Regions from separate parts of the Mus musculus genome. Here region 2 is linked to region 1. Evidence: chromatin contacts called from ENCODE Hi-C or POLR2A ChIA-PET data. All regions are on one chromosome and are shown on one strand. The core of a region is the stretch at or near the end of the contact, and the rest is flanking DNA. Distances in the headings are between cores, read along the strand shown. Region 1 overlaps Jph2 (junctophilin 2). Region 2 holds the start of Jph2 (junctophilin 2).

The links. A loop is a pair of places that touch in the nucleus more often than their neighbours do. ChIA-PET counts read pairs that join two places held with the same protein, here RNA polymerase II (POLR2A).
Region 2: a map of heart shows a loop between it and region 1 (2.5-fold over the local background). The contact joins the promoter of Jph2 here to the enhancer-like site in region 1. A Hi-C loop is called at or near these places in 7 of 37 maps with a recorded cell type or tissue (CH12F3, T-helper 2 cell, gastrocnemius and 1 more). POLR2A ChIA-PET finds 5 or more read pairs at or near these places in 2 of 5 experiments (Patski and embryonic stem cell).

Annotation. Positions count from the first base shown.
Region 1 is chr2:163,358,376-163,363,761 of GRCm38, reverse strand. The region is part of intron 2 of Jph2 (junctophilin 2); the gene reads left to right. Gm35750 (a long non-coding RNA gene) reads right to left here. Exons shown (of 2, transcript XR_375198.3): 2 at 1-299. Among named protein-coding and RNA genes, the nearest start is that of Gm35750, 4.7 kb to the right of the region's middle. RefSeq lists an enhancer at 1-1,309. Within about 2 kb of position 2,746, at least 1 of the 3 ENCODE cell types and tissues checked has a DNase peak (open chromatin) inside an H3K27ac peak, as active enhancers do; it is heart, where a contact is called at or near this core.
Region 2 is chr2:163,395,123-163,400,508 of GRCm38, reverse strand. Jph2 (junctophilin 2) reads left to right here and starts at 2,536. Exons shown (of 6, transcript NM_021566.2): 1 at 2,536-3,361. The coding sequence starts at 2,983.

The DNA.
Region 1 (5,386 bases), core at 1,497-3,996:
TTATCTGTAGAATGGGGCAACAGTGGTCCTGCCTCCTGGGGTTGTGGCAGGATGATAGGAGGGTGCTCTGGGCTTCTCTGCATATCCATGGAGTCCTGTGGGTGCTCAGTGAGTAGAGGCTAAAGGCATTTTATCTTCCTCCTCCCTCCCCGACACTGAGGCAGGGGAGTAGGTGAAACCAGCCAGCTTCAGCTTTGGGCTTCCTTTTGCTCCACGTGTCCTGTTGCCTTTGGCCGTGCTGGGCTTCCAAAGCTGGGTCCGACTTCCACTTCCCTTCCTTAGTCTGGAGCAGTCATGCCCTGCCACGGGAGAGGAGTTAAAAATAAAGCCAGGCCTCAAATCCTCCAAGCAAACACCCAACTCTCTAAAAATAGTCTTTGCAGCAGGTCTCAGGGCCAGGCTGGGATAGAGGGCTGGCATGGGGCAAGACTGGCTCTTCCAGCCAGGCCTCAGCAGCACCTCAGGCTGTCAAGCCTGAGTCTGGCCCCTTCCTTCAGTTATACCACTACCCGCCCCTCTCACTGTCCCCTTAAAGGCTCCTCTTGGGTCTTCCTTCCTCTGCAGCCAGAGCGATTCCCTATCATTGCCAGCCCACTCCGGCAAGCACTCAGATGGGTGGGTCCCTTAATCTATGTACTCTAGGAGACAGAGCCTGAGATGGGGGTTTGATGCATGCAGTTTATCTAGGAGATAATTTGAGGACGGAGATGAGAGGAGTTGGGAGGGTGCGATGGGGAAGAGAGGCACCCAGGACAGCTTGTGTGACAGGGTCACTGCCTCAGAGCCTCAGAGCACGTGGACTGGACTCATCTGAGGCAGTGGGGACCCTCAGGATTTTCCTTCTGATGGTTGAACCCTGACCTCCCCCACTCACTTACTGAGTCTTCCATGGATCAGAAATCACCCCACTTCTGGTTTGGGTTTGGACTTGGGTGGGGTGACAGGAACACCTGACAGCCTCTACTGCATCCAAGAGAGCTCTTGGGTGGACAGTGGACAGTTGAGCTTAGGGGACTGTGACAGTGCCTGGTGAGTCTGACTTCATGCAGACCTGTCCTCCACGACTGTGGGAGAAGTTAGGATTAAGCAGAGGAGACGCTGTGTGGATTCTAGAGATGTCACTATAGGAGAAATCACAGGTTCCTAGAATTTCTAGAGCTTTCCTTTTGTGGCCCCAGGTCACCCACCCCACCAGGCCCATCCCACATTAGTGTGCCATCAACTTGTGTTCAGACACAGTTCCTCCAAGGGGGGCCTTCTCTCCTGACCATGGTTCTTCAGATGTGTGCTTCCGTCAGCATGAGACACCTTTCCCTCACTAACCAGCCTGTCTGTCAGGTCTGACTTAGCTCCTGCCTGGTCTGAAGTCACAGCAACTGCCATAGTACACGGTGTATGCAGAAGCCCCCAAAAGCAGGTTGACTGTGCAGATCTCAAGCGTCTTGCCATGGAAAAAGACTTCCAGGATAGAGGCACCCTCTATGAACCCACTTCAGCCTCCAAACACATTCAGCACGTGTTTGTGGGGAGCCCACTGTGTGCCAGGCTTGGGCAAGAAAGTCTGAAGATCCGAGACTTCCTTCTCCATTACAGAAGGAGCCCAGTGACCAAGGAGGACTACACTGAAGGAAGCAGTTAAGGATGCTCTTGAGACAGAGCGAGTCAGAGTGCAGTCTGGGAAGAGCAGGCTGTGTGCAGAGGGAAGCATGTCATAGGTACGCTACGGGAGTGTGCCTGGAACAGAGTGGGCTCTTGGAAATGAGGCAGGGAAACCCCGTGTGGCTGGAGTAAAAAAGAAGGATTAACAGAAGCAGAGACCAGAGGCGGGGGCTGTTGGTGAAAACAGATGGCAGCCATGTCTGCTGGCTACATATAGCATGTGTGTGTGAGTGTGTGTGTGTGTGTGTGTGTGTGTGTGTGTGCGTGTGTGTGTACAAGCAGATGCTTGGTCATGTGAGCACACATGTGTGGACATACATGTACTATGCACATGTGGAAGACAGAGTACAGTTTCTCACAAGTTGTCTGCCTTATTTTTTTTTTAAAAATATTTATTTATTTTTATGTATGTGAGTACATTGTAGCTGTCTTCAGACACACCAGAAGAGGGCATCAGATCCCATTACAGATGGTGGTGACACACCATGTGGTTGCTGGGAATAGAACTCAGAACCTCTGGAAGAGCAGTCAGTGCTCTTAACTGCTGAGCCACCTCTCCAGCCCCTGCCTTATTTTTTGAGGGAGGCTCACTCACTGGTCCGAAGCGTGCTAAATAGGCTAGGCAGGCTGACCCAGGAGCCCCAGGATCCACCTGCCTCTGCTTTCCCCTCGCTGGAATCCCAGGCATTTGCCACAACACCTGACCTTCATCTAAGGGTTGACGTCAGCTCCCCATGCCTGCTGGTCAAGCACTTTTACCAGCTAAGTCGTCTCTTTAGTCCTCACACATGGCTATTTTAATTAAGTTGACTAGACATTTCAATCCCTAGGTGTGGTAGCCGCATTTCACGTGCTTGCCAGCTGCCATCTAGGAGGGCACAGCTATAAACCATTTTAACTGCGGGGAACTTTGTTGGGCAGTGCCTTTGTGTGGCCTTGCAGGTCACTGCAGGCCATCGCCGAATGCCATGCAGAACTGGGCACACGTTGCAGGATCCTTTCTTTCCTCACCTCCAAAGGTGTGAGTGAGTGAAGCATGATAGACCATGAAATGCTGCCCCAGTCAAAGTCAGAATGTCCTCCCTCCACCTCTACCAAGTTCACTCACTGCCTCTGCCTCTGCAGGCACGGGAGCGCAGCACCGCTGGACACGGGCCGAGACCAACTTTGGATGCCTTGGCCTTGGGATCTTCTAGGCTAGGAGGCTTTCTTCCCTCCTGTGGCTTCTTCCTACAGGTTCTGGTTCTGCCCCTGAGATCTGGAGGGCCCCAGTGGGTCCTGGAGGCTGCCAGTGGTGCCTTCCCTGGGACTTGTGGCCACTCTTGTACACCCTTAATGGCCCATTTCATTGTCTTTTCTCCTGTTCTCTTTAGAGAGTAGCTTTTATCTTCATATTTAAATAGAGTTGAGAGGAGGAGGAAGGTCAGATGCCATAACTTCTGCTCTTTTTGTAAAGGCAGCACCCCCTCCCCCACCACCTTGGGGCTTACCCCATCCCATGGGTCTGTGTTTTTTAGCCAGATGCAAAGGTGATTTTTAGACAGATGCGACACTTCCCTGAGTAAACAGGGCTTCTGCTTGTGGGGGAGAAAGGATACATGGGTGAGCTGCTAACATCTGTCCCAACATCTGCCCAGTGACCCTGCAGAGACCTAGACATAACCTGTCTCCAATCTTCTGCACTCATGACTTCTGTGTCTTCAGTCTCCCTAGCTTCAAGTTCCCTCACGTTCCCACCTTTTTGTGTAGAGGTACGTTCATGCTCAGGAGTACAGGCTTTGGGGTTGGGTAACACTTGCCCCCCAGGCACGATCTTTCCCAGAGCCTTGGTTCCCCCAACCGTGGAAGGTGGTAGAAATGGATCTGCTGCTTACTGCCCATGCCCAAGGTAGTGTACGAGCACATTAAAATAAGTTGTGTAAAGTGTTTCTAAAGTTCTATCTGCCATGCCTGGCACACCAGCACCAACTGTCATTTTATTATTATATACCGTTATCTTCCTCCTGGTGGTTCTGACTGCTGAGCCAGACAGTCAAACACAGGGTAAGCTCTCTGTGCAACCCCCACCCCCAGCTCCACACCCCCAGTAGTCACCCCAAAAAGAACCTGTCCCTTGCTACCTTGAGGAAAATGTGGTGTGCTGCATAGGGTCCCATCTCCAAAGCCACCAAAGGCAAACCATTATCCCTCACACTGGCTTCTCACCTAACTGCTGAAGTGCCCTTCCCCGGCTTCACACAATCCTATCTGGGAAGGGGAATTAGCACAGGGTCATAGCAACCCAGTATCTAAACTGTGACTTCTAACCACCCAGAGCTTGCTGTGACCCTACATGAGTTTGGTCAGGGGGTGAATGGGGAGCATGGTACTCCGATCCCAGGTCGAGGGCAGATGTTAGATTTGTTAGAGGCTTGGGTGCCCTCCACCCTAGCTCGGTTGCCCTTTTAAGAGACAATTGGAGCAGGTACACACACACACACACACACACACACACACACACACACACACCAGAAACCACACTGAGTGCACTGAGTGGCCCTCAGAATTTGTGTGAGTAATGTGTGTGTGTGTGACATTCATTCGATCCTAAGTATAGTTTATCTCTTCTTATCTTTGTCTCCTGGCCATGTCTGCATTGTGTCACAGGCCACTCTGGTTTGTGTCTCTCCCCTGGGTTCCTTTCTGCACGGAGGAAGGTGGAACACAGAGGTAGTTTGTGCTGTTCAACCTGCTATAAACAAGTGTGTATTTATATTCCTGCTTCTTTTTTGTTGTTTGTGTGTGTGTGTGTGTGTGTGTGTGTGTGTGTGTGTGTGTGTGACATGTATGCAGGTGCCCACAAAAGGGAATCAGGCCCATGGATGGCTTCTGAGCCCCTGGGCCTAGAGTTACAGACAGTTGCTTACAGGCAGGTGTAGGTGAAGCTCCTGATATGGGTGCTGGAAACCAAATTCCCATCCTCTGAAAGATCCGAGCCATTTCTCCAGCCCCATAATTTCCTCTTTCTTACACAAAATTTGCTTATCATATGAACTGTTTTAAATTTGGGGGTTTTCTTCTATAAGCTGCCTATATTAGAGGCCTTTCTGTGTTTTTGTGAATAAAGGCCTTTCTCGGATTATTTTAAACTCCCATGTAACTCATTATTTCTTGGGCAACTGTTAAATTTCTCGGGCAGCTGTAGAATGTGTTGTTTGAGTGTTTCTATGCTGAGTCAGGTCACGCTCTGCACACATCACTTCCCCCTCAGGCCAGCAAACTTCTAGAACAAATCTCCTCTAAGCACAGCTGGGGGATGCAGGGTTCTCTGTAGGCTGGTTCGTTTTATCTTCATCGACTCCTGTTTAGCTGGGAGGCCTCTGCCACTGCTTGCAGAGATACTTGGGGTAACTTTGTAACTCTTGGTGGGATATGACTTCTCAGAGGTCTGTGCTCTGGGTGCTGTGTTCACATCCATGGGAAAGAAACATCAATGACAACATTGTTGATCCACTTCCTTGCTTGGCTTTTGCCACATCCCAACCTTGAGCATCCTCTGCTATAACATGGCTTGTCTGGAACATGACTTTAGCCCAGATAGAATCCTAGGGACTAGCCCTGTGACTATGGGCTAAGGCAAGGTTTCCAGAGGCTGGCCACTGAGTTACCATCCCCTAACCTTGGCATAGCCACCTACCATTGGGATGGTTTGTCTCTTACAATTTAAAAGCATTTTAAGTTTCTTAAA
Region 2 (5,386 bases), core at 1,287-3,786, 37 kb before region 1:
AAGTTTCTCAGTAACTACAGCTGTACCACTAGGCACAGCTCAGAACTGGGATTTGAATATACATCTAGCTCTCGAACTTCCTGCTTGTGTAAAGTAAACGTATGCAAACCTATAAATGTTATCAAGAAACCATTTCAAAACGTCACGATGGGCCTGGCGAGATGGCTCATCAGCTTATGGCTGTTGTTACCAGGCCTGATGACCTGAGATTGACCCGAGACTCACAAGATGGAAGGACAAAATGGACTCCCTCAAGTTGTCATCTGACCTCCATATATGTGCGCTCTCTCTCTCTCTCTCTCTCTCTCTCTCTCTCTCTCTCAGTGTTATATAATAAATAAGGGGCTGGAGAGATAGCTCTGTGCTTAGTAGAAGCACTGCTCTTGCCAAGAACTCTAGTTAAGTCCCCAGCATCCACACCAGGTGGCTCACAATCATTTGTAATTCCTAGTTCTAGGGGATCCACCACTTGGCCTCCCAGGCCACCTGCACTCATGTACACATAATTTTTAAAAAATAAATCTTTTAAAAATGAATAGATAACATTCTCAGTGTTTTAAAGTCAGAGATGCTCAAAGCAAATGCAGTCACCCAGGTCTTCTCCCTTGAGGACTGAACTCCATCGATCTGGGAAGGACTGTGCAATCTGTGTTTTTGTGATTGTAGCTGTTTCTTCTGCACGGGCTCCATCACAGGGAGCTACTGGGAGTGAACACGGATGAATGTATGTGAACGGATCCCTTCCTGGGTTGCAGCTAACCTCGATCAGCATTGTAGTGATTGACGGACTCTCAGAGACAATCACTCTCTTTCTATTTGACTGTCCATTTCCTTGTCCTGTGACTGCCTATCTGGAAAGAGTTTGGAAAAGAGTGGGGGCGGGGCAGGTGTTTTTAGCGGGGGAACTGCCTGATCAGGCTGAAGGTCCACCTGGACAGGGTGCCAGCCACCTGGCCGAGATGATGGCCGGTGTGGAGGCTGGTACTGAAATGTGGACCAAGAGGACTTTGTAAGGTCAGTGGCTACATAATCATGAGAAGCAGCAACTAGCAGGGACCGTTATCAGCAGAGTGGAAAGCAGAGAACACAGTCTTCCCATTTCTAAAACAAGGAAATGAATGCAGTGACGTTCAGTGGCCAAAACCATCATGGGATTTGGGAATGCGTCAGACAGACGTGGTAGAAGTCAGATAACTGTCTCACGCTCCCTTGGACCTCAGCTTTTTTCTTTTAGTTTCTTCTTTTCTTTCTTTGTTTCCTGTTTCTTTCTTTGTTTCCTTGTTTCTTTCTTTGTCTCTTTCTTCCTTCCTTCCTTCCTTCCTTCCTTCCTTCCTTCCTTTCTTTCTTTCTTTCTTTCTTTCTTTCTTTCTTCGGTGATTTCTAACCTTCCTCCATTCCAGCCATGTTATGAACACACACACACACGCACACACACACACACACACACACACACACACACACACACTTCCATGAGCAGGAAGGAGACTTTCCTCCCCTCTGCACTCCTCACACAGGCTGTGGGCTGTGGTGGAGTGAGATTCATTTTAGAAATATTCAGGATCGTTATTTTTGCAATATTCCCCTTCCCAAGCTTGCTTCTGCCCCAGCTCCTTAAGAGCACATAAGGCCAGGCTTCAGCGGCTCCTGTGGCAGGAGCAAAAGGCTTTGGTGAATTTCTAGCACCCAGGTCTCCACCAACTTCTAGTAAGAAGAAATACATCTCCAAGACAATGAAGACACCGTGGTCTTGGCTGAGGACTGTCAGCCCTAGAAGTGCTTTACACTCCCCCAACCCCCTCTCATGGGTTCTGGGGTTCGAATGCATGACAAGTACTTTATCAACTGATCCATATCCCCTGCCTCCTGAACTAGTTCCCTTTATCAGGGTTCTCCCCCAGTTTTCTGAGCTAGGGCTGGGGTAGAAAATGTAAGCCCAGAATGCCTGCTTGTTTGCGTTTGCACCCTGGTTAGACCCTCTCTGATCATTCTGAGTTCCACTCTGCTTTCAAAGGCATATGTGCAACCGTCCTCCATTCCTTTCTCTGTAGGTCACTGGATTCTTCAATGGGATTGGCAGAGGGACCAAAGCCCCAGGTCCTGCCTCGGCATGCTCGAAGTGGTAGGGCCCCATGTCTGCCACCCCCTGAACTCTGGGGATACAAAGTGGCCCTGGATAAGATGGTCTGCTGGTCTCCGTCTCTTCTCCCTGCCTGCGGAACCTGGGGACTTCTAGATGGGAGGCAGCTCTGATCCACAAGAAGGCAAGCCACCAAGTAGCTAAGCTGTCCACACTTCGTTCTCAGATTTCCTGCTCAGCCCCCTCGGGCCACTGCCTGGGTCTGCAGGCCCAGCGGATTGGAAGCCCCCCTCCCTCCCTCCGGCTCTGAAGGAGGCTGGGCCAGCCAGGGGGTTATTTTGGGAGCAGCTTCTGAGATCCAATGGCCTTGTTAGGGCAACACTGACCTTTCTATCCTGGGAGGAAGGCAGGGCTGGAGAAGGGGCGGGGCAGCTGGGAGATCTGAGCCGCATGCCCACTGGGGTGGATGAGAAGGGGGCCAGCGGCTGCTTCAGGGTGGGTGGCGACAATTTAGCCTCGGCTGGGCTGCTAAACCGGGAACTGTCCCTCTTTGAAAAGACAGGACCCCTCAACTCCTTTCGTTGCTTTTCTTAAGGAGAGCACACCAGACTCCATGGAAGCTGGACCTGGGACGCTTTGTGGGAACTTGGAGTCTCTTCGGTCGGCTTCCTTTTCAAGTTGCTGCCTTGTTGGGGTGACTGAGGAGGCCTCCCAGCCATGGCACTGACCAGCGCCCCCACTGCTGACTTGGCCTTTGGGCTTTTGCTGCCTCTGTTGGCATCTTGCTTTTTTCCACCTCTAGCCCGGTGGTGAGTCTAGGGGCTCAACCTGAAGGTGCCTGGAGAACATCAGGTACCCCTACGCCCAAGCTGGAGGACGGAGGAGTTGTCAGGAGCGAGGATGAGATGAGCGGGGGCCGCTTTGACTTTGATGATGGCGGGGCGTATTGTGGGGGCTGGGAAGGGGGAAAGGCACACGGGCACGGACTGTGCACCGGCCCCAAGGGCCAGGGTGAATACTCGGGCTCCTGGAATTTTGGCTTTGAAGTGGCAGGCGTCTATACCTGGCCCAGTGGGAATACCTTTGAGGGATATTGGAGCCAGGGCAAACGACATGGGCTTGGCATAGAGACCAAGGGGCGCTGGCTCTACAAGGGGGAGTGGACGCATGGCTTTAAGGGGCGCTACGGAATCCGGCAGAGCACAAACAGTGGTGCCAAGTACGAGGGCACTTGGAATAACGGCCTACAGGACGGCTATGGCACGGAGACCTACGCAGACGGAGGTGAGTCTTGCTCATCCCGCAGAGCTTGAGGGGGGTCCTGAAGGGACGGTGGGGAACAGCAGTGTAGTTGGCAAAGAAATAGATGGTCTAAGGTGATAGTTCCTGTGTGGCTTTGGGTAAGCTACTCTGCCTCTCTGTATCCATTTTCTTATCAGAAAAGGTAGGGCACTAAGGCAGTTCTTGAGGACCAGCAGGACTGAAGAGTACAAGGCTGTCCTACAGATGGACACTTGATAGGATGTAATCACTTCTCTTTACTCTCGAGGTATGTAAGCAGCTAGATTTTAGCTTGTGTTTTAGCAGAACTGGGGGCTGGCCTCAACTTTGCTATGAAAAAATTTTCACGGGGTAGATCATAAGAGTGTTTATTCATTCGTTTCTCCATCCATCTATCCATCCAACCACCCAACTTTCATCCACCCATCCCTCCACCCACACATCCACCCATCCATCCTTCTCCCATTCACTCATCCGTCTACTCACCCATCCCATCCACCAGCCCACCCATCCCTTCTTGCATTTACCCAGCTTACATCTACCTGTCTACCCACCCACCCACCCACCCACTCATTCATCCATCCCTTCATCCATTCACCTAGCAGCTATTTACCTATTCATCCATTCATCCACCAACTCACCTATCCATGGATCCATTGATCAATACATCCACCCACCCAGCAGCTATTTACCTGTCCATCCATCCATCCATCCATCCATTTACTCATACATTCTTTCATTCACCACATATTTCTAGACAATTGCTCCATATCCCCAGCCTTTTTCAATGCATATTTTGGTGGGACCTCCTATTTGTCTGTTATTGCCCAAATGATGAGATACAAAAAGGACATAGACTCTGGCTTCAAAGATAGGCAGGCCGGCTAGCATCTCACTCAAACATGATAGAGTGGTGGTAGGAAAGGGCAGACACATCTGAGGGGCAGGGGGAAGGCTTTCAGAACATGACTCCTGAGCTAGATTTTTGGTGAGGGAGGTGTGATCGCAAGAGTAGGAGATGGAGACTATCCCAGCAGAGAGGGGACGGACGTAAAGAGAGTCAGAGAATGTCATAAGATAAAGAGGAGTTTTCTGAGGCAAAAGAACACTGGGAAATGGCCTTACCTTACCTGCAGGTGTGACTTGGATATGTTGCTTGCCTGGGCCTTAGTTGCTCATCCATACACTGGGGCACTTAGGGCATCAGTACTGCTCAAAGCATGGGCAGTGAACAAGTAGTGCCAGCATCTACCCACAGCAAAGGTACAAGTTCAGGTTCATCAGACCTTCCGACCAGCACAGTGAGCAACAAAGCCTGTTTGAACAGGCTCGGCGGAGAGTTGTCCCTTTACTGGTACCATATGTTAGTTCAGCTACTTGGAAGGCTGAGGCAGGAGGATCATTTTATAGCAGCTTGTCAGCATAGTGTAACTCTGACAAGGAAGGAAGGAAGGAAGAAAGGAGGAAGGGAGGGAGGGAGGGAGGAAGGGAGAGAATCGGGGTGAGCAAACTATAGAGATCACTGCTCAGTGACTCTCTGCCTGTTTTGTATATATCACAAAATGAATGTGTTTTAGATTTATAATTATGCAAAAAAATCTAAAGAATATTCCATAATAGATGAATGCATCTGCCTGGCATCCAGACATTTGGCTGTTGTCTCACAGAACCTGCTAACTTCCCTGCAGTCTTTTTTTGTTGAGACAGAATATAGCTCAGGCTGGCTTTGAACTTGTAACCCTCCTATCTCAGCCTCCAGAATACTGGGATTATAGACATGCTCCACCATGCCCCATGGCTCCTCTGACTGGGGTATTTCCAGGACACTTTCCTGCTGTGCTGAGTGACTCAAAGTGGTGGCTCTTTAGAAACTAAGTATTCCTGGCATAAGAAACCACTTGTGGGATGTTGTAGTTAGGACGAATGCTGCGCTGTGACGGAATATGGGAAAGGGGGCATTCTGAGGGTGGAGCAAGGAAGCAGGGCTAAGCAGCAGCGGCCCCCTGGGTGAGTCTGGGCAAGCTGCAG